2 separate regions of the Mus musculus genome follow, and region 2 is linked to region 1. The links are chromatin contacts, found by POLR2A ChIA-PET in ENCODE. All regions are on one chromosome and are shown on one strand. The core of a region is the stretch at or near the end of the contact, and the rest is flanking DNA. Distances in the headings are between cores, read along the strand shown. Region 1 holds the start of Rbm15 (RNA binding motif protein 15). Region 2 holds the start of Slc6a17 (solute carrier family 6 (neurotransmitter transporter), member 17).

Region 1 (4,965 bases), core at 1,719-4,218:
AACCCCGGTGTTTTCCTTGTCTTTATTGCCTCCCACAGGGAGGCTGATCACCCCAGCTGCCTGCTTTTGCTTTAAATAGGACACAAGGTTCCTAAGTGGCCTCTGAGTAGAGGCGGCAGTGTCTGATGTGGCTGAGGAAGAGGAAGATCGGCTGTCAGAACTTCCAGGTACAGCCAGGAGAATGGCATAACCATTAGGCCCTGCCACTTTGATGCGTCGAGTTACTTCATCCAACTTGGGTTGGTCCAAACGGAGCCGCTGAGTGATCTTGAGTTGGGCCACTTTGCCTCCAGTTGAGCCCTCCACAAGTAGACTGCTAGCAACTTGGAGGTCACCCTGCAACAGATGCATGTTGGAAGGGAAGTTGCTGTTCTTCAGTAGAAGCATGCCCTGCCAAGCCAAACAGAGTTTGGGAGAGGATGCTGCCACAGGAGCTGTCCCTCCATCCTGTTTCTGGGAAGGTGGCTTCTGCTTTGATGAAGAAGTGCTGGCACTGGGTGCATTGCCATCAGATCGGTCTTCCTTTTTCAGAGGGTTTTTTCCCTCTGTGGGAGCAGCTGTCCGATGCTTCCTATCCCGTTCAGCTGATGCAGAGTTTTTACGGTCTCGCTTGTCGCTCTGGCTCTTCTCCAAACTGCCCCGTCTATCTCTGACTGGGGAAGACCTTTCCAAGAGGAGAAGACGAGATGATCGATCATTGTCACTGTTGTAGCGATCTCTGTTACTGCTCAGTTCTGGACTTCGGTCAGGAGAAGGAGTGCAGTGACGCTGTTTTCGAGGCCGTTCACTCTCAGGTGATCTATCAAGATGCCGTCCTCCACTTTCCTCAGGCAGCCTTCGCTTCCTTGGCTGGTCCCTGCTGCTGGGCAAGTCCCGATCACCTCTGTCCCTGTCCAGTGACCAGCCATCCCTCCTTCGATCCAAGCTATCTAGTGGCTCATAAGCAGTGACAGCACTAGTTGCAGCCCGAGCACTGCGTTCTCGAACCGGTGGTGGGGGTGGCACCCAGTCAGAATCAGTATAAAGGTCCCTATCACGATCTCTGTATAGTAAGGGTGGTGTCCTGTCCCGAGCACTCCTCAAAGGGTCAGGTGCTCTATGTCCAAAAGTATCCGTCACTAGTTCATAGTGGGTCAAGGGCAGAGGCTGAAGATATTGCTGCTGGTAACGATGTTCTGTGTCTGCAAAGTCTACCCTGAGGCGACGATCTGGGCCACCAAGTGGGAATCCACGCATATGGGTCCAGGCAGCATGAGCTGCATCCAAACTTTCATACTGTATATATGCCCAACTGTCACCTTTACGGTAGTCTATGGTTCGAATGGTGCCAAATCGGTCAAATTCTCGTGCCAGGGCAGCAAGAGGCACCCAGGGTCCCAGACCACCCACCCAAAGTCGGGTAGTGGGTGTGGCTTTACCATAACCAATCTTGATTGGATTCCGAATTATAATTTTGCCAGACATTGCAAGTTTGGCCCTGTGAGACATGTCTAGATTCTCAAATTTGAGAAAGCCATAGGTACTGGTCTGGCCTCGAGAAGGCCTCTTAATGTCCACTTCTGTGATGACTCCAAAACGATCAAAAGCCCTTCTGAGATCATTTTCCGTCACAGTGATATCTAAGTTGCCCAAGAAAAGTGTCCGGTTGGCACGCTGATCGTCCTCAGGTGATATCTCATCCACTTCTCGGAAAGGAGCCGCACCTGCTCCAGCTCCCACCCTCGGCTCCAGGCTGTAGGCCGGGCGCACCCGGTCATAGAACGGATAGTCTCGTTCTCTTTCCAGCTCTCGGGGCAATGGTGGCGGGGGTGGAGGAGGCAGGCGGCCCAGGGCCAACTGCTGCAACCGGTAGTCTCTGTATCCCAGAGCAGCACCTCCAGGGGAAAGCGACCTCTGACCTCCCCCTCCTCCAGGGGCGTGCCGGTGGCTACCGACTGAGGTCCCGACCACGCTGGATGACGGGGCGTAAGCATCTTTGTCTAACGGGGAGCGGCTGCGGCGCCGGCTCACGTACACGGCTTCTATCTTCAGAGGCCGGTCATAGAGCACCAGGCGGCCTCTGGCATGCTTGGCCGCCCTCGCGTCCTCTGGCCTCCGGAAGTTCACAAAGGCTACCCGCTCATCCCCGCTGCCAGAACCTGAGAGGTGACTGATTTTGACACTTACATCACCGAAGCGTTTGAACTCGTGAAACAGCCCGTCCTCCACCGCCTCGTCGCTCAGCTGGGACCCCAGCTCGCTGATCTTCAGGGTCTTGTACTCCACGCCGTCCCCGCCGCCGGGCGCGGAGGAGGCGGCCCCGGAGGAACGTGACTCCCCGCCTCCACCCCGGGAGCTGCTGCGCGACTCGCCCCCGCCTGAGGAATTTTTGGTGCTCGGGGAGCTGTAACTGTGCAAGCGGCTACTGGAGCTGCCCCCGCCGGTCTCGTACTCGCGGCTGCCGCCCCGGCTGCTGGACTTGTCCAGATGAAGGCTCCGCCGCGACCCGCCGCTGTCCGTCTTCCCGCTGCTGCTCCCATTGCTGCCGCCGGAGCCCCCTAACTTCTTGCTCCGCTCCCCACGAGAACTGGAGTCCTCACCGCCACGGGAGCGCTTGGGCTTGACCGGCGAGCGCTCCTTTCCTTTCATTGTTGAGGGTCGCCGGAGGTCGTCTCTGCGGAGCTGACTAACCCGCCACCCCGCGCTCGTTTCACACAGCGGACTCGCACGCCGCCATCTTGGACTCCGCCGCGGCAAAGGCTCCCGCCCCGCAGACCTCATTGGTCAATTAATTCACTCTTCAGCCTTCTCATTGGAAAAACTATTTGTCCGTCTTTACATCTCCCCGCGCTCCGGGAAGGCGCCCGCCCCGACGCTGTTATTGGGTTCCCAACGCCCTAATCCCAGTACCTCATTGGTTATATTCGTTGTCTATCTTAACGGTTCCTCGCGCCAGGCTGTAGCTCCGCCCCTCGCACTTCATGGTCACCTGACCCAAAGCCTAGAAGCGTTGATTGGACAAAAACTCTGCCCTGTAACGGTACTTCTAGCACGGCGAACGCAGCGATCCCACCTTCTCTTCCCTTTCATTGGTTTGTGGCCACGTCTTTTAAATCACTATCGGGAAGTCTGGACATCAGTTCAGGCGTTTTTTCCTGAGAATTTGGCTCTCTCCGATCTCGCGAGAGACAAAGAGCTCGCTCGCTCACTCGCTCACTCGCTCGCTCTCTTTCGACCCCAGTCTTCCAACTTCTCCGGCGGCTGAAGAAAGTTTAAATCTGATTGGATGTTGACGAGGAACATGATTGGATAAAAGCGCTGTCCATCACTCACTTAAAGGAGTAGGCCCATAAACTGAGGCGTCTGAAGGTGAAAGACTAAGACCACGCGCTTGCTGTGCGACGTCACTTTGCTGTCGCGAGATGGTGACAGTGAGTCAGGCCCGCCTCCCCGCGCTTTCGGCGTTCTCTTAAACATTTGTTAGGTCCTTACGGCGTACTTGCCTGTGCTTCGGTCCTTCGAGTCTGGAACTTGCGGGCTCCTCACTGTCCTGTCTGGGCGGGACAATGGGCTCGGTGGTCCTTCCGGCTGCTGGCCCTCACTCGATCCGCCTAGGCAGCTGTCCCGGACAGTCCAGCCGACACCATCTTAGTTAGCTGCCTGAAAAAGCCCCACCCCCGTGCGCGAGAAAACGCCTGCCCCGGTCTGTGCGGCCCGCTGGGGCGGTGAGTTCAGGGTTCACAGAGCCTCGGGTCACGCTGACGCCCTGGGCGGTACCGAGTCACTGCCCGCCCGCGGACACAGGGAACAGCGCCGCGGAGCCCTGGCCAGTCTCAGTGGCCGCCTTAGGGCCCGCAGTGTCCTGCAAGCCCACTTACTGGTCCGACCTGCAGGACCACTTGCAGATTTTTGCTTCCTGCTTTATGTTGTGAATCCCTGTAAGGTTTGCATTTATAAAAGATGTGTGAGACATAATATAGCTGTGCTTTGCTTTAATGTGTCACACTTCTCACTGTGCGGACACTACATTTATCTCGTTTCTAGGACTCCAGCACTCCGATTAATCCATAGTAGGACCCAGTAACATGGCCACCTTGCTCCCTCCTATATCCACTTCCTTTGACTCCTTTAACCGTGATTCCCGTCTAAACGCCTCCCGTCTCCCACCTCTGCGACCCCATGCACCTGAATCTCTTAAGCTTATGTAATACTGGTGATCATGAGATTAGATGCGTAGTCTATCCCACTAGCGTTTACCTCCTGGTGAGAGGAAATAGGCTTTTTGCAGTCTTCCCAAAAATGTACCTAGGAGAGATGAGAAAGATTTTGGTATTTACATCTTCTAAGACTGAGTAGAGAATGTGTTTTAAAACAGGACATTTTACAAGGTGATAAGAATGCCCTTCCCCAAAACTTGAATTCTAAATTTATAAGCTACTTGAAGATTAGATACAGCAACCTGATTAGCCCTATTTCAACCGTTTTGTTTTGTTGGTATATAACCCTGAAATTGGTGAACAGTTGGGCCAAACTCTCTTGGTCACAGCAAAAAGATTTGAAAGAAGCTCAATATGTAAGTTATAAACCGCAAAATACTATAAAGCATAGACATATTTGTATATTAAAAGTAGCTGTTATGTGGCTTTTGGAACACCTGTATCCCAGCTGCTCTTGCGGATAGGATCACAATTGCTTTCTTCATTAGCTAGAGTAACTTGGTAACTTGGTGAGATTCTGTCTTAAAACCACCCCTACACAAAAGTCTGGAGACATAGCTCAGGACCCTTGGACACCTATGTGAAGCTCTAGGTTCAATTCCTAGTACTGGGAAAAAAAATTCTTTTAAAGATTTATTTAGCAGTGCATGATGGTGTACCCCTTTAATCCTACCACTTGAAAGTCAGAAGCAGGCAGATCTCTGTAAATTCAAGACCAGAGTTGTCTATATAGTGAATACTAGGCCAGCCAAGACTGTATAACGAGACT
Region 2 (4,813 bases), core at 19-2,518, 180 kb after region 1:
TCAAAGAATAAAACCCACTTGACTGCTACTGGGTCCGAGTAGCCTCAAAATTGAACTTGAACACAAGATAGAGCTGTTTGGGCTTTTAAAGAGGATGAAGCATCAGGCTTCCTTCTCAGGCGGCCGCGCCCCTAGGGGAGCAGTCCTGACGTACTGCGAACATCCCTTCAGAGCCCTGTCTGCACAGGTTTAAATGTGGCGGAGGCCTCTCTCCAGACAGCTGGCCCCTCTAGACTGTGGCCCCCAGTGCACATCACCTGTCTCTGCCTTTCGGTCCCCAGATGTGCTTCCCTCCTGGGAGGAAGGGCTCTTCCACTCTAGCCCCAAATTCACTGAGGAGCAGCCCCAGGGCTGGGAATTAAATCTCGGGCGCGAACGTTCTGCTTCTCTAGCCAATGTTACCGTCAAGGTCACGGGCCCGTGGCCGAGTGTCTGAGGCTGGGGTCTCCAGCAGCGCCGGAGCCTCCCCGTGGGGCTGCGCCCTAGGCGCGCTCCAGGCGGAGGGACCCACCGAGCTGGCCTCGCTGGCTCTTCATTAGTGCTCGCCTCTTCAGCTGTCCTGTTACCTCCGGAGTTCTGGGGCATCCTGAGCTCCAGAAGCTGAAGCTCAAGTCCAACCTGTGCAGGAGCTGCCGTGCACCCTTGACGCGCCAGAACGTCGCCGCCCCGGGCCTCCGTCGCCAGGCAACGATGGCTGGAGCGGCAGGAGGAGCCCCTGAGCCAGCGCAGGTCGTGTGGACCCAGAGAAAGCGCCGCCTTGCACGCTTTCAGGCCTTTCAGGCTGAGGCGGGGCCGCGCAAGCAAAGTTGCCGTGGCTGTCCCAGGGATGCCATTCGGGGAGCAAACAGCGACTCACCTGTCCCGCGTGGGCCGTCGCGCGGACTCGGCCCCTGGATTTCCGCCGAGTGGCCGTGGTCCCGGACGGGTCGTGGGTGCACCGTCCTTCCCGAGGGCAAGGGGAGTCAGGCAGCGACAGGCCCCAGCTGGGGCTGGGGGACCTGGAGCTGCGCGCGCCGGCGCACGCGACTCAGCTGGCTTGTCGCTCCCTCCGTCGCCGTGAGTCCCAACCCTGCTCCCGCCCTCCGCTCGCTCGGGGCTCTAGGGAGCCGCCCCGGGGCTCAGATCCCGCCGCGGAGGGAGCGCGTGGCTGCGAAGGCCCCGGCCGAGTGCCGTCGTCCCCGTGCCCGGTCCGCGTCGGCTCTGCGGAGCGGAACGGAGCTGGGCGGAGCGCGGCGCGCGCTGTTCCCTCGCTTTCCGAAAGGCCACCCTGGCGGCGGGGCGCCGTGACGCAGGCTTGACTCACGCGCGGGCCCGCGTCAATGCGAGGCTCCCCGGCTGCGTGCGAGGCTCTGATGGCGGACCCAAACAGAGTGGTGGGTAGGGAGCAGGAGAGGGGTTGCCGAAAGAAGCCTCTTGAGATCCGAAGGCTCTCTTTAGGCATCTGCTCTCAGGAAAATAAACTGCCATGGCCAAAGGCCTCCTGAGCCGAGGACCTCACCTGTCATTACAGACTCACCTTCTTTTGACCCTCTCAGGATTCCAGTCCCACTCAGTGGTTATTCTTTCCATCTCTACGTGGATGGTGCCTCGATTCCCACCTTTGGCTGCCCCTTCCCCCTGGCATTCTTCCATCCTATCACCCCACAAGGCCAACCTCTACACAACTCAAAAACCTGACAGATGAGTCTAGTGAGGGCAGTAAGAGAGAGGGAAATTGTGACTGGGTACCAAACAGGTGTTGAAGGATGCTGGCCCCAAGGGATACGTAGACAAAATGAGGAAAGGCAGCCATTGTGGAGGGAATGTATTTATTTGCTCAGGGTGAATGCAAAAGTGTAGACTATGTGCATACAAGTGGTTGCCTGAGCAGAAACAGCTGGCGAATGACAAAAAGTGACAGGGCCTGTCTGGCTAGAAGTGCTGTTCGGGAGTCTGAAATAATTGTCTCTGCTCTAGAGGACCTTTGGTATTTCCAAACAAGTACCTGTTTGGAAGGGGTGGAGGAAGTGAGATCATGATGGAGACCAGAAGCAAGTACTGGGATAGTCTGTACTTCAGTCTAACTAGCTGGCTGGCCACCGATTTATGGATGATGACTGAAGACACAGAAGCCCAGGGGCCAGAAACAAAGCACATGTATTGCAAGTGAAATGATTCAGATTCGGATCAGTTTCTCAAGTCCTGTGGGAGGGCTTCAAGTTTAGGGAAGCCTAAATGTTTTATAGTGGACTCTAAGAAAACTCACAGGTGATTTGCCCCTACAGAATTTTTATCATAATGAACAGCAAACAACACTTCCCTCCACCTTCTCTGTTCTCTGAAGCAGATCGCTATGCAAAGATCCACCAGTTTACTGTGCAAAGATCCTCCAGTCCTTACTGGAACAAAAAAAAAACATCAGTTCCTTGGCCCGTGAGACATCTGGACATGAAAGATACCCATTGAGAATGATCTCTGCCAATAGATGGTTCTTTTAGTTAACAAGTATTTAGCAAGTCTATTGTTTGCTGAGCACTGTTGCAGTCCTATGGATGTTACAGGGAAGACCCATCATGATCCCTGCCCTCACAGAACATATGTTCTGGTGGACTTAACCAGGAAATCAGCAGGATGGAGGTACACCGAAGGAAGAAGTGAGTAATGTAAGAGGTGTGGAGGAGGTGAACAAACCCAGTGAGACAACTGAGATGCAGAGAGGGGGCGAGAGGAAGGAGAACCTCAGATAAAGGTGGTTTTAAGGAAAGGAGTTTTAGAGTTTGTGTAATGATTGCAAAGAACTTTTGAGCCCAGTGAGCCTAAGTTTTTTTAATCTAGATTGTCATCACTTACATACCCTGAGTAGGATTTATAACCTAATGAGCCTAACGGTGCATACTGTAAGAAAATGCAATCCTATACAGTTGCTGTTATGATCACATAAGATGATTATTTTAAATTATTTGATGTCACATGTGCTTGATAAATGGCAATTATTGGGTGACTGTATTGTCACTAAACTAAACAAAAAAACAAAAACAAAAACAAAACACCTAGGAAGAAGAAATTTGGGGAAGAAGGTAAGTATATATATCAGATAGAAGTCCCTTGTCTCATCATAGCCACTTGCTGACAACCTTAATCCTGAATAGGCTCAATACCTGGTTTCTTCATGCAAAGTTCTCGGTGGGGGGGGGTGCGGAGGGGGGAGCGTGAAGTCACCATCTCCCTCTACCTTCTCGGTCGCCAGCCTTGGGTGGGCTTCTTGATTCCCAGTGCCTCTATGTGGCTTTATGAGCCATCAATTCCTCTCCTCAATTAAGGCCTCCTCAAGTTTCTATTCTCTTAACCATCCTGTGTCTACCCATTGCCTCCCTGGTCTTTCAGAAACCGCCTTGGTCCTCAGAGCAGCTACACTCCTTTCCTCCCTCCCATCCCTGGGAGAGCAGGGGAGCCTTCCCTGCTGTCAGAATCCAAGCCCTTCTTAGCCCCTGGGTCCCATGGCCCACAGCTTCTTGACAGCCTGAGTCAACCTTAAACATGCTAGACTCTCCTGCCACTGTGTCTTTCTCGGCAGCTTTTAAGCATGTTCAAATATCTCCTTTAAAAGTGGCTCAACTTTCTTCTTCCAAGTTCTCTGTCCCCATTTCCTCCTCTTCCCCTCACTCCATAGCCAACTCTCCTCTGTCCTGAAGTCAAGATGGATCCCATCAATGGCCTCTGACTGACTAAATCCACAGGGCATTTTCCAGTCCTTGTTTTATTGACCATTCTCTAGTACATTCTTGGACCCCTCTCCTTCATTATGTCCCCACTCCTTATGTCCCTCTGACCTCTGGCCACCCCCCTCCCCCATTCTCCTGCTAATCTTTATAGACTGAATTCTACTTGGTCCTTTTGTCACTCTGCGTTGTTTCTCTGTTGCTGGTATATTCATTCTAGAGTTTCCTGAGTGTGGCGCACTCAATTCTTTACATTTCCAGGCAGATGTCCTTATTCAGAGACCACCCCCACCCCCACGTCCTGAAAAACAGTCAACTTTGTGCCTACTGCCCCATATCCAACTCTCCATGTCAGAAACCCATCTGTCACCTTGCAACCCACCTCCTCCTTATCCCTTCGTGATATCCACATTAAATCCTGGAGGTCTTAGCTACTAAGTGCCTCTAGCATCTGGCCACTTCTCTTTAATTCTGTCATGATCTTGGTCTAAACTATAACCACCACTCACCTGGACACTCATAGTCTCCTGACTCAGACCCAGATTCACCCCTTTTCTCCTTTCAAGAGGAGTCTTTAGAAGTGAAGATGTAACGGCACCCTTCTCAAGCCCACAGTGCCTCGGAGCCCTTTCTCGTCTCCACTCTCATCCATCACTCCTCCCTCTCTGGCTTTTCTGCAGCCCACTTGCTCCAGTAGCCTTCTCTCTACTCTTCCTACGCTTTCCTGGCTCAAACTTCAGGCCCATCTGCTGGCCCCTCCTCCTCTTCCTTCGTTTCCTGGCCATTCACCCATATCTTTCTGACCATGGAGGAGAGTAATGCTAACCCCTCAGGTGGATACCCCTTTGTAGCCTTTCTTACAACAATGGTTAGGTGTTTAAAGATGTGACTGGTTTCTTGAGAATGGTCTCCTTGGCTGACCTGGAAGCTCCATAAAGGCAGAGATCATGTCTATCCTCAAAACACAATGGGCTCTCTACAAACATTAACTAAAAGAATGGAAAAGAGTGGTTAGACATGTGAGTAAGAACACCAGGAGGGCAGGCTGGGTTCAAATCCAGAAGTCCTAACCACAGAGGACAATGCTCAGACCATGCAGAGGAAGAGTGGAGATG

The links. ChIA-PET counts read pairs that join two places held with the same protein, here RNA polymerase II (POLR2A).
Region 2: POLR2A ChIA-PET joins it to region 1 with 10 read pairs in embryonic stem cell. The contact joins the promoter of Slc6a17 here to the promoter of Rbm15 in region 1. POLR2A ChIA-PET finds 5 or more read pairs at or near these places in 2 of 5 experiments (Patski and embryonic stem cell).

The regions. Positions count from the first base shown.
Region 1 is chr3:107,330,321-107,335,285 of GRCm38, forward strand. It overlaps Rbm15 (RNA binding motif protein 15), which reads right to left and starts at 2,969. Exons shown (of 2, transcript NM_001045807.1): 1 at 1-2,969. The coding sequence starts at 2,760.
Region 2 is chr3:107,516,750-107,521,562 of GRCm38, forward strand. Slc6a17 (solute carrier family 6 (neurotransmitter transporter), member 17) reads right to left here and starts at 1,269. Exons shown (of 12, transcript NM_001293689.1): 1 at 857-1,269.